Regions from separate parts of the Homo sapiens genome. Here all the other regions are linked to region 1. Evidence: chromatin contacts called from ENCODE Hi-C or POLR2A ChIA-PET data. All regions are on one chromosome and are shown on one strand. Each heading gives the region's core, a stretch centred on a gene start or an enhancer-like site at or near the end of the contact. The rest is flanking DNA. Distances are from core to core; before and after follow the strand shown.

What was found. A loop is a pair of places that touch in the nucleus more often than their neighbours do. ChIA-PET counts read pairs that join two places held with the same protein, here RNA polymerase II (POLR2A). Pooled maps may share reads with other maps.
Region 2: a loop to region 1 is called in a map of B cell, with 3 times the contacts of the local background. The contact joins two enhancer-like sites. A Hi-C loop is called at or near these places in 2 of 168 maps with a recorded cell type or tissue (B cell and CD4-positive, alpha-beta memory T cell). POLR2A ChIA-PET finds 5 or more read pairs at or near these places in 6 of 52 experiments (CD8-positive, alpha-beta memory T cell, HepG2, PC-3 and 2 more).
Region 3: a map of CD4-positive, alpha-beta memory T cell shows a loop between it and region 1 (2.6-fold over the local background). The contact joins two enhancer-like sites. A Hi-C loop is called at or near these places in 2 of 168 maps with a recorded cell type or tissue (B cell and CD4-positive, alpha-beta memory T cell) and 3 of 50 pooled maps. POLR2A ChIA-PET finds 5 or more read pairs at or near these places in 3 of 52 experiments (A549, PC-3 and activated T-cell).

What each region holds. Positions count from the first base shown.
Region 1 is chr10:32,927,762-32,932,920 of GRCh38, forward strand. ITGB1 (integrin subunit beta 1) reads right to left here. Exons shown (of 16, transcript NM_002211.4): 3 at 4,754-4,839; 4 at 2,061-2,283; 5 at 333-503. Among named protein-coding and RNA genes, the nearest start is that of ITGB1, 28 kb to the right of the region's middle. Within about 2 kb of position 2,035, at least 2 of the 41 ENCODE cell types and tissues checked have a DNase peak (open chromatin) inside an H3K27ac peak, as active enhancers do; they include PC-3, where a contact is called at or near this core.
Region 2 is chr10:33,151,102-33,156,260 of GRCh38, forward strand. No RefSeq gene overlaps it. Among named protein-coding and RNA genes, the nearest start is that of IATPR, 37 kb to the left of the region's middle. Within about 2 kb of position 3,010, at least 5 of the 41 ENCODE cell types and tissues checked have a DNase peak (open chromatin) inside an H3K27ac peak, as active enhancers do.
Region 3 is chr10:33,129,722-33,134,880 of GRCh38, forward strand. No RefSeq gene overlaps it. Among named protein-coding and RNA genes, the nearest start is that of IATPR, 15 kb to the left of the region's middle. RefSeq lists an enhancer at 4,046-5,159. Within about 2 kb of position 3,055, at least 4 of the 41 ENCODE cell types and tissues checked have a DNase peak (open chromatin) inside an H3K27ac peak, as active enhancers do; they include PC-3, where a contact is called at or near this core.

The sequences.
Region 1 (5,159 bases), core at 785-3,284:
CCAGTCTGGGCGACAAGAGTGAAACTCTTAAAAATAAAATAAAGTAAGTCATAAGATAAATGATCAAGTTAGTATGAAAATAAGCATGCAAGTCATTATCTATGAGGTACAATCTGTGTCAAACAGTAGCATCCAGTGACAGAGGAACAAGGTGGCAGAAAAGATTATTAAACGTGTGACTGGAATATCAACTTCCACTCAGAAAAGGCTAAAAAACTGGCTTGTTTATCTCACAAGTATGTTGTGAGTAACAAAGGAATAAAATATAAAACAACATTTGAGAATTGCCAAGACTTTATAATGAAAATGGTCAATGTTCCCAACATTCCTACCAATTCTGAAGTCCGAAGTAATCCTCCTCATTTCATTCATCAGATCTGTTCCAAGACTTTTTACATTCTCCAAATCGTCTTTCATTGAGTAAGACAGGTCCATAAGGTAGTAGAGGTCAATGGGATAGTCTTCAGCTCTCTTGAATTTTAATGTAAATGTCTGTGGCTCCCCTAATTAGACAAGAGATTAGAAAATGAAACTTGCCTGTTGGCAATCAAACGCAAACGAGAAAAACCAAATAAATGTGGTTTACACGGTAAACACAATAAAATAAAACATGTTGTCATAATTTTTACAAAAACCTGGGAATTCCATAAGTAACTCAATGGGTATGTATTCAGTTTCATTCAACAAATACTTTAAACACCAGGCCTTCAGGATGCAAAGATAAAAAAGATATTCCCAATCCACAGTGGACAAAACAGACAAAAAGTCAGTTTATAAGAGAAGAAAACAAATAGAACACCATAAATTAGTCTGGAGAGGGCAAGGCAGAACACGTGATAGGGTACAACTGACTTTTTAGACACTGAAGTTGTGAACTCTGTTCTGTGTGTAGTGGGATGCCACTCCCTGCAAGTGAATAACATGATCCGATCTTTACTTTAGAAAGCCTGGCAGACAGCTTTAAAAATAATTATTTATTTATTATTATTTATTATTTATTATTTTATTTTTATTATCATTATGAGGCAAAGAGACTAGCTAATCTACAAAAGAAACCCAGAGAGAGATGATGAAGGAGGAGAAGAGAGAGATACAAGAGACGTTAATGTAATTTACTTAGGAAATACAGGAGAGAGGTTTGGATGAAAATGTAATTAAAATTTTAACTTGTAGTTTTCTCTATATAGATTTCTAATAGGCAATTGGAGAAATGGGTTTGGAGCTCAAGAAAAGTCTGTGTTGCTGCAGCATACAATTGGGTTTTAAAGCCACGAGAGGAAAACTGACATTTAGGTGGACTGCAAAAAGGGAGGAAGAAAAAAGACACAAAAAGAGGCCTGGAAGGCAATGGTAAGAGACACAAAGAAAAACCGAGGAGTGGTATCATTGATCAAGGACAGAGCATTTCAAAAAGTACAAAGTGTTACTTGGTACAGAAGAGTTAAAAAAAATCCTGACAAGGGTCCCCTGGGTCTGCGGGCTGAAGGCGATGGTGGAGCTTTGCTAGAGCAGGATGAGGAGGAGAGGGCTGACCTGGTTGAGGAGGGGCCGGGAGGGAAGTCAGGGGACAGGGCCACTCTACCATTCTCCTGACAAGAAAGGTCGGAAACCAGAAAAGCGAGGATGAGGGCTTGTTTTTTCCTTCATGTTTAGATGTGGGACTAACAGACATAATTACAAAAACCTTAACAGTTTAATAATACTAAACAAATACAAAGGAAAAGAACAGGTTAAAATGTTGCTTTTATAATATATTATGTAATTAGACCAGAGGATGAACACTTTCATTTTTAAAACTCACTAAAGCTAATTAATACTTTCTGAATCTTTAACAAAATTTACTTTGAATATTAGGCAACATTTAATATTATTCCAAGTAAATATGTCTTACAATTGTTATATCTGCAAAAATTTTCTAAAATTTAAACAATTCCACATTTTTGAGTGCCAGTCCACATGTAAAAACGAGCCTTCAACAGAAACTGGTCAGAGTTTGCATAAAGCTGGTGTCGAATGCCTCAAGTAAACACGCAGGTATTCACAGAGTTGGGCTTCCATACCTGATCTTAATCGCAAAACCAACTGCTGTGGTTGGATCTGAGTAATATCCTCTGGCTTGAGCTTCTCTGCTGTTCCTTTGCTACGGTTGGTTACATTTTTATTTTTCTTTATATCTTTGGAGCCTCTGGGATTTTCTATGTCATCTGGAGGGCAACCCTTCTTTTTTAAGGCTTCTAAATCATCACATCGTGCAGAAGTAGGCATTCCTTCCTGTAAAAATGTCTAAATGACATATAAAATATAGGTATAAATGAAAATTGTAATGGTCAAACCTTTTTACATAATAATTGCAAATAAGCAATTAAATTGCAAAACATCAAATCACATCTAATGTACCCCAATTCTGGCTTTTAAACAAAATGCTCCCTTCATCCAAACTGTGGTAAGTGTTCTTGTTAAAAAACAATCATTTCCAAGAAAGTAATACCTTTCCCAGAACTGACCCAAGTGTACACAGTAAATGCTCTATCTTGTAATTCAGAGTATCTAATCAAAAGCAATTTCTTTAGTGAAATCACTAATTGAGCATGGTTAATGGCTACTAATAATGTATACATACACCCAAATATCAGATCATTTCTCCAAAATTTCCCTTTGAAAAGTCCTTACAAAGCGTCTCATATTATGTGGCACTCTCCCCATCGCAATATGCTGAACAACCCGATGTTTAGGGAAAACAGACGAGCTTAAAAACATCTCAATTAATTATTGCATTTTTTAAAAGGACAACACGAAATTTAGCACCGATTAAATAAGTATTCCCACAGGTTTGAAAAAACTTTAAGTATTAGCTATTATTGTAAATAAGTTTTTAAAAAACTTTTAAAAAGCAAAATAGTAAGTATATGACAAGGGTAAAAGGAGTAAGTATATGACAAGGGTAAAAGGTCCTAATGGCAGGTAAATTTCAAAAAAGGAAAAAAAGTTCTTAATGGCAGGTGAATGGATATTTGCAGTAGTAAAATTTCTAGTAATGACAGAGATTTTAAATGTGGTATACATCAAACAACTTAGAAATAAAAATTTAATCATATAACTGAAAAGTGCCTTAGTGAATTCAAAAACACTGCTGTTAAAGATCTATATAAAGACTGTGAATAAAGGTGTTTCAAGAAATGTGAAAATGTGGGGGAAACAGTGACATTATATATGGTATTTATTTATCAAATATCAATTTAACGGTGCTGTATAAAGTAACAGTAAGTGAAGATATTTAAATTTAAAGAATACACAATAGTTTTTACATAAGATTTTTTAAGAGAAACATCATACTAATGAGAGTATTTATGTAATCAACAACTGGAAGGGAATACCAAGAATCAGATAATTCAAAGCTGCACTATTTATTAAACCTAAACTACTACCTACCAAAGCACAAGATCCTAGTGAATTACACATTTCTAAATACTAATCAATCCACGAAATTTACAATCATGACACCCAAATACAATTTCACTGAATATATTCAGAAAGCCTTTAAAATTTTAAGGATTATGCTCCAAAGCTCAAAGGCTAAGATAATCCTTAACTACAGATAAACTGTAGTCCCCATAAAATGGATATGTTAACAATAATAGCAGCTACCACTTATTTAGAAGTTTTTAAGTGAAACTGCTTTAAGTTCATCAATTCTAATTATTGTAACAATAGATAAAGCGGATATTATCATCCTCATTTTCAGATATGAAAACCAAGAGCTTCAGTTACATAAGCCTTGCCTGAGACAAACTCACAACACTCCATATTTCCTCCACTGTTGCCAATGTAATCCCAACACACCACTTTTAGAAAACACCATTAGAAAATTTTTGAAAAACAACAAAACCTCTCATTTTTTCTTTCATGTGGTCAAACCATACGACATATCTGACACTTGACCACTTAGGCATACAAAAATAGGCACTTGAAACTTGGGCCCAAATGCCTGCATGAAAACAAAATCAGTAACCCCTTGATCTTCTGATATTAGTTATTCATTCTGTGAATAAACTATACAACCTCAAAATGACTTCTCCTTACCTTCTCTTTTGATATATTCATTCATTCATTCATTGACTCACTGAACATTTAGTAGGCTTTGTGGAAGGTACCATATTAGCAAAAGTATAGAGATGACAAAAGTGAATAAAATCCAAACCCTAATTAACCTCAATAAGCTTATATTGGGATGCAAATCAATTCCAGTAGTTTAACTCAAATATAATTAAGAAGGTTAATTTATACCTCCCCATCAAAAAAGGGGAAATCTGAAACAGTCAAACTAAATGACTAGGATTTTTTTGAAGGTTCTCCCATAAAAATCTAATATGTGCCACAAAGATGAGCTACAAATATATGTATTTTAAAATTGTTTAGTAGCCACACTAAAAAAAGAAAAAGAGAAAATTTTAACACTGTTATAACATTATTTTTAAATATACAAAAATTATCATTTCACCATTATTATTTATTTAATACTAAGTCTTTGAAATCTTGTATATCTTTGAAACTTAGAGCAATTCTAATTTGTACAAAAGTGCTCAATAGCCACATCTGCCTAGTGGCTACTGTGTTGAACCACATAGCTCCAAACCATTAGGTTATTCATTTTATGATTTACATAAAAATTAATATGTGCTTCTGAAGGATACAGCACTGAGCCACACTAAATGACCAGAGAACAAATGGAAAGGACTTGAGCAACCTTACTTACTGAATTTGTGCACCACCCACAATTTGGCCCTGCTTGTATACATTCTCCACATGATTTGGCATTTGCTTTTAAACATCTATTTTCATCTGTCAGAAAGAAGAAAGAACAGAACATTTTATGTGAAGTGTCAGAGAGAAAATAATGAAAAATCAGAATCACAATGACAATGCAATACATATGTTAAATATTAATACTATGACCTAGTTACCATCTAAACTAGACCTTCCCCAAAGAGAGCAGGATTTTTTAATTTAATTTTTAATTTTTGTGGGTAAATAGGTGTATACATGTATGGGGTACATGAGATATTTTGATACAGGCATACAATGCATAACAGTCATATAATGGTAAATGGGGTATTCATCCCCTCAGGCCTTTATCCTTTGTGTTACAAAGAATCCAATTA
Region 2 (5,159 bases), core at 1,760-4,259, 220 kb after region 1:
CAGATGGGTTTCCTGGGCAACTGTAGGCACCTTGAGTATTTTCTTCAGTGCGGTTACCTCTGTACCTGACACTCAGTCAATGTTGCTTGAGTGGACAAGTGAATGACTGTCCAGCATCAATACATTCCTGTTGATTTGTTAGATGAGGAGACCATAAGGAAAAAAAAAAGTCACATCATGTGGATCAGTTGTTCTCAAACTTGAGCATGCACAAGCATTGCGTGGGGAAGATTGTGAAAACTGCAGGCCTTGGTTTCCAGTGTTAAAGTTTCCAATTCCGTCGATCTGGGGTGGAGAGGAGAATTTGCATTTTTAAAAACAAACATCTCAGGTGAGTCTGGTGCAGGTGGTGTGGAGACCACATTAAGAGAAGCAATGCTGAAAGTGCTGGTCATTTGTGGCATGTTGCCTTAGGGATGTGAATGGTAGAAAAAGACCATGTTTTATGTTTACTCCCAGCAAGGGCCACACCTACAGGACACAGCTGCAGATACCACATTTGCCTTCCTATCCACCTGACATTGGAGAGAACTTGCTACTGAAAAAGGAACTTGACCATTATTGCAACAAATGACCTGTAAATACACAGTGTGAGCTATCCACACAGTGTGGGCTGAGACATGCCGAAGTCCTATATCACTCCCAAATATCTCTCATCCTATGGCATTTTATCCCATAGGCATTTATTAGGTACTTACTTTGTGCCAGGCACTGTGTTCAGTTCTGGAGACAACAGGTGTTTCAGAAATATAAGTCTTGAGCCAGGCAGCGTGGTGCACACCTCTAGTTCCAGCTACTTGGGAAGCTAAGCCTGGAGGATCACTTGAGCCCAGGAGTTCGAGGCCAGCCTGGGCAACATAATGAGATCCTGTCTCTAAAAAATAAAAAATAAGAAAAAGATATAAAGGTTTTTGAAATCTTTTATCATATTTGTACTTTCTTTGGGCAAGAATGCAACCACGTTCCCTGTGAATCTAGTAGCAAGACGAGTGAGCATGAAGTCAGCAATGGTGAGTGGATGAAGGGTAGTAGAAGGTGTGAACCAGAAAAAACTGATTTTGTTAACCAACCTCAGTGAAACTGTGGAGAACCCATGTTTTCTAAGATCCCACGCTCTGAGAAAGTTTGCTGTTTGGTTCGCTTTGATGGGAAAGGGCAGCCCGTTCTTGTGGAGGGGCCAAGCCTCATGGGTCACTTTGACATAGGGAAGCAGCCTCGGTTTCCAAACCAGACGATAAGAAGTTTGAACACAACATTCCACAGTTATCTTAACTTTGCTGTTTCCAAGGAAACAGGACCCTGAGTCCAAGTCTTAGACCTGCTGGTTATCAGACTATGATGTTCCCAATAGAATCTACAAAGAAAAAAAAAGTTCGTGATGGGACTTGGCCAAGACCACATAAATTTACAGCGTGCCTCCCAGGCCATCCCACAGCTGCAGAGGGATGGGCAACCTCTGTCCTTTTGAGCAATTATTGCTTTCCTACCTAATGGCGACTTCTTTCCCAGTGACTCCCTCAGCCCCACTTCACTCTTCTTCCTCCTGAATAATGATTGCTGCATACCTAGTTTCTAAACGCCTGTTCTTCATGGCAGCGTCCAATATAGAGCTTTCCATCTTCCCTAGCCCCTCTTAAAAATCATTCTGCACAAGCCCAAAACCCATAACAAGCCCCGCTGCAACCCCATCTTAATGAGATGCTCCACAATTCCCGTGGTGTTCCATCAACCTTGTCGTAGCTGGTTAACAAACCTATTTTTTTTTTTTTTTTGGCCACAAGTATGTTCTTAGTAATCCTTATTTGATGGACTTTATCAAAGGGTAGAGGTTGGCAAAGATGGGATTCTTCTCCTTCAAGAGGTACATGTTTTGCAACCAGATTTCTGAGAAGACTTAATAGTAACAAGCCCCGAGTTGCAGTGTTTGCCAGCCTTTGTGGTGTAACTACTCAACATTCTGGTCAATTTCAAGCTACCAGCATGATGCCATTTTGAACACAGAGTTGGGAAGAGATGCACTCAATCAGCTTTTGGGGGTCTTCACAAGTTGGCTTCAGCAAACCACTGTCCCCAACTTACCCATCTTTCTCAAACAAGAACTTTTTTTTCTCATGGAGTTTTCCAGATTTGTTTCTCCACAGAGTAGCTTATGATCTTGTATCCCCCTGAACTTGAGCAAGGAATCTGGTGCTAAGCTGATGTATAAGCAGGTTCTGAGGAATGTCATGACAAATAGACATCACCAACACAGATCCTGCATGTAAAAATTGACGAATGGGAAACAGCCCAGAGATTCAGAGACTAGTAAACGCCCATTCATATAGTTACCGTTGGTTGCTTCTTGGAAGGTAGCTTCACAGCTAGGACTGAAGCCCCATGGTTTCATCTTAGAGAAGAGATACACACCCTCTTAGGTATCAACATGAGCTCATCTTGCTTTGGCCCAGGCTTAATGAAAGCCTTGAGAAAGACCTGGCTTTTTTTTTTTAATCATACAAAGAAAATTATCTTTGTGGAATATCTGTGAAGTGATTATAGATAATGGTCCACGATCTGATGGCTACAAGTTCAGCCACTTGGCTGAGAAACGAATTCCCTATCTGCTACTCCAAGACCTCATTATGTGCTCACGCTGGCAAATTGGTAACGAAAAGACTTAAAAAGTTTCTGAGAGCAAAGCAGCTCCTTTCTTAGCCTGACTGGCCTACAGAGCAGGGCCCTTGGGAGCAGAGAACTAAATTCAATGCAAATTTCAAACAAGATTACCAGTGGCTTCTCATCCTCCTGGAAGTTTGAGAATGTGTAGACTGTACAAAGCCAACAGACAAAGATGGAAACACCGTAACTGAAGGGAGGAAAAAAGAAAATGGTTTAGGCTAGGCTAAGAAGGTTGGTATTATTTTTCTAAAGAGGCATAAGCTCCTTTGACAAGAATACAAAGGAAATGGATCTTACTTTCAGTTCAGCACTTTACTCAGCAAACTCGTGTAGTATCTTTCTTGTGCTGGAGAAATCAGAATGAAACTCTGTGTCTACTGAGAGAGATGGGTATGGGAGGCAGTTACTTGCTTCTTTGCTGTCACATCCAGTCCTTGGCCATTCTCTGAAATCTGCATTTCCCAGATAGCCTTAGCAACAGGCGTTGGTCTCTGTTTAAGGCCGTGGGGACACTGGCTTGAGATTGGAGGATGGGTATTGGGTAGATGGTGGGAGAATCATCCCCATCTCTCTTTGCTTCAGGTGGTGTTCCAGTGATCCTAGTTCCACTGGACCAGATCTAGCCAGGGAGCCTTGACTGCTGGGCTCTGGTAACAGCTTATGCTTTACCTTTGTTCTTTTAGCCCTGTGACTGCTAGCAGCTTCCTAGTGTAACTAAAATCTGAGATGCCCCCTTACGTCTTCTTTGGTTTATTCACTCTCTCAACATCTTTGTAACTGGCTTATTGCATTAAATTCCTCCTGTTGAACTACCTGGAAAGGGCTTTATTTTATTGACCATAGCCTGACAAATACAGAAAACAAATACATAATTTAATTATAATATGATGCTGCTATAAATAGCGCCTGTACAAGGCCCTCTGGAGACACAGATGGTGGCTGTCTCTCTCTCTCTCACTTGCGGGGACAAAGAAGAATCTCATTGAATGGAAAATTTGAGCTGCAGCTCCAAGAATGAGTAGAAAATCCCAAGGGAATGGGGAGGGAGTATTCCAGGCATTTTCCAGAAGTATGGCAACGTGACAAAATACGAAGTTTTAGAGGAATGGCAAATACTCACCAACCATTGAATAATGGGTCAAACACAAAACAAGCAGACTACTCAGAGCTTAGATATTCAGATTTCAGTTTTTATGCCTGTCGGCATCACTAATGCCACAGAAGCCTCAAATTCCCCTGGACTTGGAGAATGGAAGGGATCACCTGAAAATCGCTGGAAAACTTAGGACTCTGTCCTCCTTCTCTACCAATGCAAAGGGCTATTCGCCTTACTAGCAATCTCTGGGGAAACTTTAAACAATGTATTTGCAAATGATACTTATTTAAAATCTTTAAACTGCAAGACACTATTGTTGGAAATCAGATTGTCATCTTCTGAAAGATTCACTTCTTACTTGCCTCTCTTCTGCAAGAGTGAAGGGTCGGGAAGAGACTTCCGAAGTCACTGATGAACAAAATAAACCAGGGCTTGGAAAGGGCCCAGAGAACATCTGTTTAGTCTTTTTCTTTTGGTAGTGACAAAAATGGTGTCTAAGACTTAATCATCACCCCTTCCTAAAATACACACATATGGGAAGCAATGGTGGTCTTTCTGCTCTGGGGGTGGTTCACAGCTTTCAGTTTGGAGCTGAAGACTGCCACCACACACACCATTCTCATTAAAGCAGAATGACTTGCTTGCCTTCAAGGATGATATTTCCATTTCTATGCTTTAGTGCATCTTTCTGTAGTAGCAGAGAATGGTGTATTTTCAAATATGCTCCCTGTTCATGTATCACTTAATGCTCTCACAAGACCGTGATCAGCTGGCACAAATGGAAAGAGTTCAGTTACTTGCCCAGAAATCTCCAATAGACACTCATCAAGACCAGGGATCGCACCCAGGTCTCTATTTTTGGCAGGCACATTTTCTGCCACTCCATAGCCCTTTTTGGGATAGCCACTTTTGTTGCAAATTCATATCCTGTGAGAGCTCCAGGGCCAACACTCCATTAAAAACACAAGAGCTGTCAGGTTGGCCCTGTGACATTTCTCTCTCTCTCTCTCTCTCTCTCTCTCTCTGTCTCTCTCTCTCATCTACTTTTTGGAGACAATGTTTAAGGAGAGATGTTCAACCCAAGACAATGCCTCCAGGACTTTGCTTTCTCACCACCAACCACCTGACCCCAGAGAGAAATGCCCTTCTGACCCCTACTGGTTATGATGGGGCATACACCAAGTGCAGAGAATTCTTTCCAAGCTGATTTCAGAATATTCTCCAAAACACTCTCCAACAATGATTGGACAAGAAGGTTAAACATAGAGAACGTTGACTCAGTCCTGATTAAACAGGCTGAAAAGACAGAAACAAATAATCACCACGTATGTAGCAATAATGGAGCAACAAAGTAAATATGAAGGCAGAGGCTTGCTATCAATATTTAACTAGAGGATTAATATAC
Region 3 (5,159 bases), core at 1,805-4,304, 200 kb after region 1:
CGTCCACATGGATGTTGAAATGGTTTTCTAATTCATTTTTAAAATATGCTCTGGGTTCATGACCCCAGCTTCGGGGAATCATGACATCCTCATCACTTGACAGTGCCAGCAATCAGTCAGCTCCAAAGAGCATGTGTACTTCAAAAAGACTGACTCAGCCCAGCCTTAGAGGATTCTCCTTTGGGGTGCAGGACTGGGTTCAAACTGAGTTTTCCAACACTGGGCGAGTTTCAGCAAAGTAGGGCTGGGATAATGGTGCGGCTCTTGTGATTAATCTACTCCAGGAAAGGTTGAATGAGAAGTTAATGTGGATCCCCCAGAAGCTGCAGAGGGTTAAGAGCTTTTATTTTAGCGAGAATTTAAGATGCGAGGCCTGTCAGGTGCACGTGCCATCAAAAACATGACCTAATCCTATTGATTTTCTTTTAATGTTCACAGACTGGGAGCCCCGGGAGGGAGGCAGACAGCACCAATGCATTGCGCAAAATGTCTAGTTTTCAAACCATGTAAACTTGGTCTGGGAAAAGAGTGGGCTCTGTGGAATGTTGCTCCTTCAGCAGCTGATGTGAAGATGCTTATGGTGACCACAAGCCAAGCCTCTGCAGGAGGTTATAGGAGCCCCAGCTCATATTAGGAATTCTAAATTCAGATAAAGCTGGATTATTAGATTGAACTCTATGAAATTGTTCAATATTCAACCATCTTTTACCTATAAAAATGGCTGTTTCATATGGTTTGACATGCTGTGTATGCTTGAGACTTGACTGTGACCTTCTTATCTCATGATGGCAAGAAAACCCCATGTGGAATTTAGGTGAAATCCTACTTGTCCTCCAAGGCCAGGTCTTGGGGGATTCATAGAGCATCCTAGGCTAACATGACTTTAGGCCCGTGAAGCCACTCATGGTTTCTCACAACCCAATCAAAACTAATCTCCCCAGGCCAGATGTGGCAGCTCACTCCTTTACTCTCAGCATTTTGGGAGGCCGAGGCAGGAGGATTGCTTGAGGCCAGGCTTTCAAGACCAGTCTGGGCAACATAGCGAGATCCTATCTTTCTATAAATAAATAAGAATTAGTCTTCCTCACCCTGGCGTATTGACGATAGTTAGCTAACACTATTTATGAAATAGATACCTTTAGTTATAGCTATTGCTGTTCCTGAATGCCCTTTAAAATGACAAATACTTTGAGGATGTGAGCCGTCATGGATATCTCTGTATCTCCCGGTGCCTTTTCACAGAGTAGGCATTCTTCATTGTTATTGCTTAACTACCTGAATCTTGATACTTTTACTCAGTAGCAAAACGGATCATGACCAGTTGGCTCTTTTCAGAATTTATAATGGGGCTATAGCTTTTCCTTCATAGACCTTTAAAAAATTGATTACAGTCCTTTAAATTGGAGTTAAAAGATTGTTATCTTTTTCTTCTCATGAACCATATAACATTTCTATGAGCACAAATGCGTTTTGTGAGTGTTGATGTGAATTCAGAGAATGCTTTAGATCAGCAGTCCCCAAACTTTTGGGCACCAGGGACCAGTTTTGTGGAAGACAATTTTTCCACAGAGAGGGACAGGAAATGGTATTGGGATGATTCAAGCACATTTCATTTATCATTATACTTTCTTTCTTTTTTTTTTTTTGAGACGGAGTCTCGCTTTGTCACCAGGCTGGAGTGCAGTAGCGTGATCTCGGCTCACTGCAACCTTCGTTTCCTGGGTTCAAGCGATTCTCCTGCCTCAGCCTCCCAAGTAGCTGGGACTACAGGCGCACGCCACCAAGCCCAGCTAATTTTTGTATTTTTAGTAGAGATGGGGTCTCACCATGTTGGCCAGGATGGTCTCGATCTCTTTACCTTGTGATCCACCTGCCTCGGCCTCCCAAAGTGCTGGGATTACAGGCATGAGCCACCGTGCCTGGTCTATCATTACATTTTCGTAAGGGGCCATGCAACCTAGATCCATCGTGTGCACGGTTCACAATAGGGTTCGCACTCCTGTGAGAATCTAATGCCATCACTGATCTGACAGGAGGCAGAGCTCAGCTTCCCTTGCTTGCCCACCCCTCATCTTCTTCTGTTTGGTCTAGTTCCTAACAGGCTACAGACTGGTACCTGTCATGGCCCGGGGGGTTGAGGATCCCTGCTTTAGATCACAGCTGATCAGTTTCCCCAGTCTCACACTGCACTTAACTACAGTTTCTCCTTCTGTGTCCCCAGTAGGGGTGGCAGAAAGGGTCACAATGGGGCACAGAGGATGTTACAGTTACCTGAACATGTGCGACTAGTCCACATGGGTGCACACTGTATATGACAGGAAGGCTTCAAGTTCAACCTGGGTTAAATGAAACATGCCATCATTCCATCTTTCTTTCCCGTGCCCTCTTCTGCCGACCTGCTCCCCTTCCTGGGTGTCTGGTTGCAGTGAGTGGCTCTGATGTTCTCCCAGATGACCAACCTCAAAGACCAGTACATCCCCTGCCCCACACTGTCCCCCACATCTGTCTGCTCTGTCTCTTTCCATTGTTACCACCACTGCCTAGGTTTCTAATTATCCACATTTCTTCTTTTTTTTTTTTTATTTAAGCAAGCATCTCACTCTGTTGCCTAGGATGAAGTGCAGTGGCACAATCACAGCTTACTGCAGCCTCAAAGCAATCCTCCCACCTCAGCCTCCCTAGTAGCTAGGACCACAGGCATGTGCCACCAGTTCAGCTATTTCTTTATTTTATTTTTTGTAGAGATGAGGTCTTGGTATGTTGCCCAGGATGGTCTCAAACTCCTGGGCTCAAGCAATCCTCCTGCCTCCACCTCCCAAAGCGCTGAGATTATAGGCATGAGACACAGAGCCCAGCCACTGTCCGCATTTCTTTCCTGGCTTCCTTACTGGGTTCTCTACTTTCACTCTTGCCTTCTTCCTCTCTTCCACCAGCATAAGTTTTAGAAACTGCACTTCTGATCATGCTGCTCTGCTGCTTAAAATCCTTCATGCAGATCATGTAAGACCTTCCTGATCCAGTGCTGCCTTGCCCTCTAGAACCCAGGGTGCCTTTCTCCCCTCTGCAGTTCTACTGCGCCACCTGCAGTTTCTCTCTCCTGTGTTCATGTGTCTACTCCCTCTGAATGGTAGGCTCACACCCTCCACCTGGCCAACTCTTACTAAATCTTGGGCTTCAACTCAAGGATCACCTTCATGGTTCACTCCACCAGGCTGGGCTGTGTGTCCTGCCCAGTTCCTATAGTGCCCTAACTCACTTTTTTAAAAAAATACTTTAAGTTCTGGGGTACATGTGCAGAACATGCAGGTTTGTTACATAGGTATACACTTGCCATGGTGGTTTGCTGAAGCCATCAATGTCATCTACATTAGGCATTTCTCCTAATGCTGTCCCTCCCCTAGCCTCCCACCCCCCAACAGGCCCCAGTGTGTGATGTTCCCCTTCCTGTGTCCATGTGTTCTCGTTGTTCAGCTTCCACTTATGAGTGAGAACATGCGGTGTTTGGTTTTCTGTTCCTGTGTTAGTTTGCTGAGAATGATGCTTTCCAGCTTCATCCATGTCCCTGCAAAGGACATGAACTCATTCTTTTTTATGGCTGTCCATTATTCCATGGTGTATGTGTGCCACATTTTATTTATCCAGTCTATGATTGATGGACATTTAGGTTGGTTCCAAGTCTTTGTTATTGTGAACAGTGCTGCAGTAAACATAAGTGTGCATGTATCTTTACAGTAGAATGATTTATAATCCTTTGGGTATATACCCAGTGATAGGATTTCTGGGTCAAATGGTATTTCTGGTTCTAGATCCTTAACTCACTTTTAACAGAGCTATGGGGGCTTTCAGCTCAGCAGTGGCTCTTCTTAGCAGGGGACTGAATGTGTTCCCTTTGCCAAAGCCTACTTTGCTTTGCTTATGTGATGCTACTTACAGGATTTCCAGATTGTTTTTGGTCTCTTCAACCATTTGCTTTCTTTGGACAGGACAATGCCCAGTGATGAAGATGAAGCTCTTGTTCTTGACATCTAATCCCACACCATGACTAATAAACATGGCATGCTGCAATGGGCATTAATTTATGGGTAACAGAAGCAGATCCAAGCCTTTTAGCTAATTAAATAAAAATGCACCATACAGCAACCATCCTGCCTGCTTGGGTGTAAAATAGAGAGGAGAAAGATGGCATGCTGGTCATTGAGAGATAATTACCTGCAATTTCAGAGCTGGAATCTAGTGACAACATAAGAAAAATAATAACCTCTCTGGCTGTTAGGATTCTCAGTTCTAGCTGCGAGCAAGGAGCAAAGGCACCCACAGACTTGCCAAACCTATGTCAGGAATGACGAATAGAAGGCAGAAATCCACATCCCCAGGTGGTAAAATTGTTATCCACCTTCGTCACCTCTTTCCTAATGGAGGAAGTGAGGACAGGCAGCCTTGGAGTCCTACTTGAATGAGGCCTGGACCTTATGCAGGGTAATAAAAACCAACACGTGGGGCCTGTGCTGTAAGGTGGCAGAGGGCGATGACTCACCCCACTCATGCAGGTTGAGTCATTTCAAGGCAGAGTTGTGCCAGTTCAGTACCCAGTAATATTTTCCAGTCGACGAGTATCAGTGAACAGGAGATAACCAGTCATTTCTAGATTCTGCTCAGAGTCCCAGCTTAGAGGCTCCACCAGCTCAAAGAGACGGGATGGCAAAACAGCCACCTTAATTTCCAGATCATCTGCCAGCTCATCTGCCAGCTGACACACAGCCCATGGCTCCACTATTGCCAGTGCTGTAGCTGCACCAGACCAATCTGGTTCAACTTTTATGTAACAAAGTTGTGATTTGTTTTTCAGTTGCCCGGGACTCCCAGGTTGAAGATCATGAGCATGCCCTGATGAGCCAAGGCATGCAACCACAGGGGAACCTAAGTGCTTGGACTGAGGAGTGGGGACTGAAATAAGAAGCGGACACTGCAGGGCAGGATCAGGATCCAATCAGATCGAGCCCTGGCATCACCTCATGGCAGGATCTAGTCAGATCGTGGCTTTTGACATCACTTCATTGTGAAATCCAATCAGATCACACCTTATTACCCTATCCTTATAAAACCGGACCTAGCCCCCAGCTCGAGGAGGCACTGCTTTGGGAGTTATCCCAGGTGTTCTT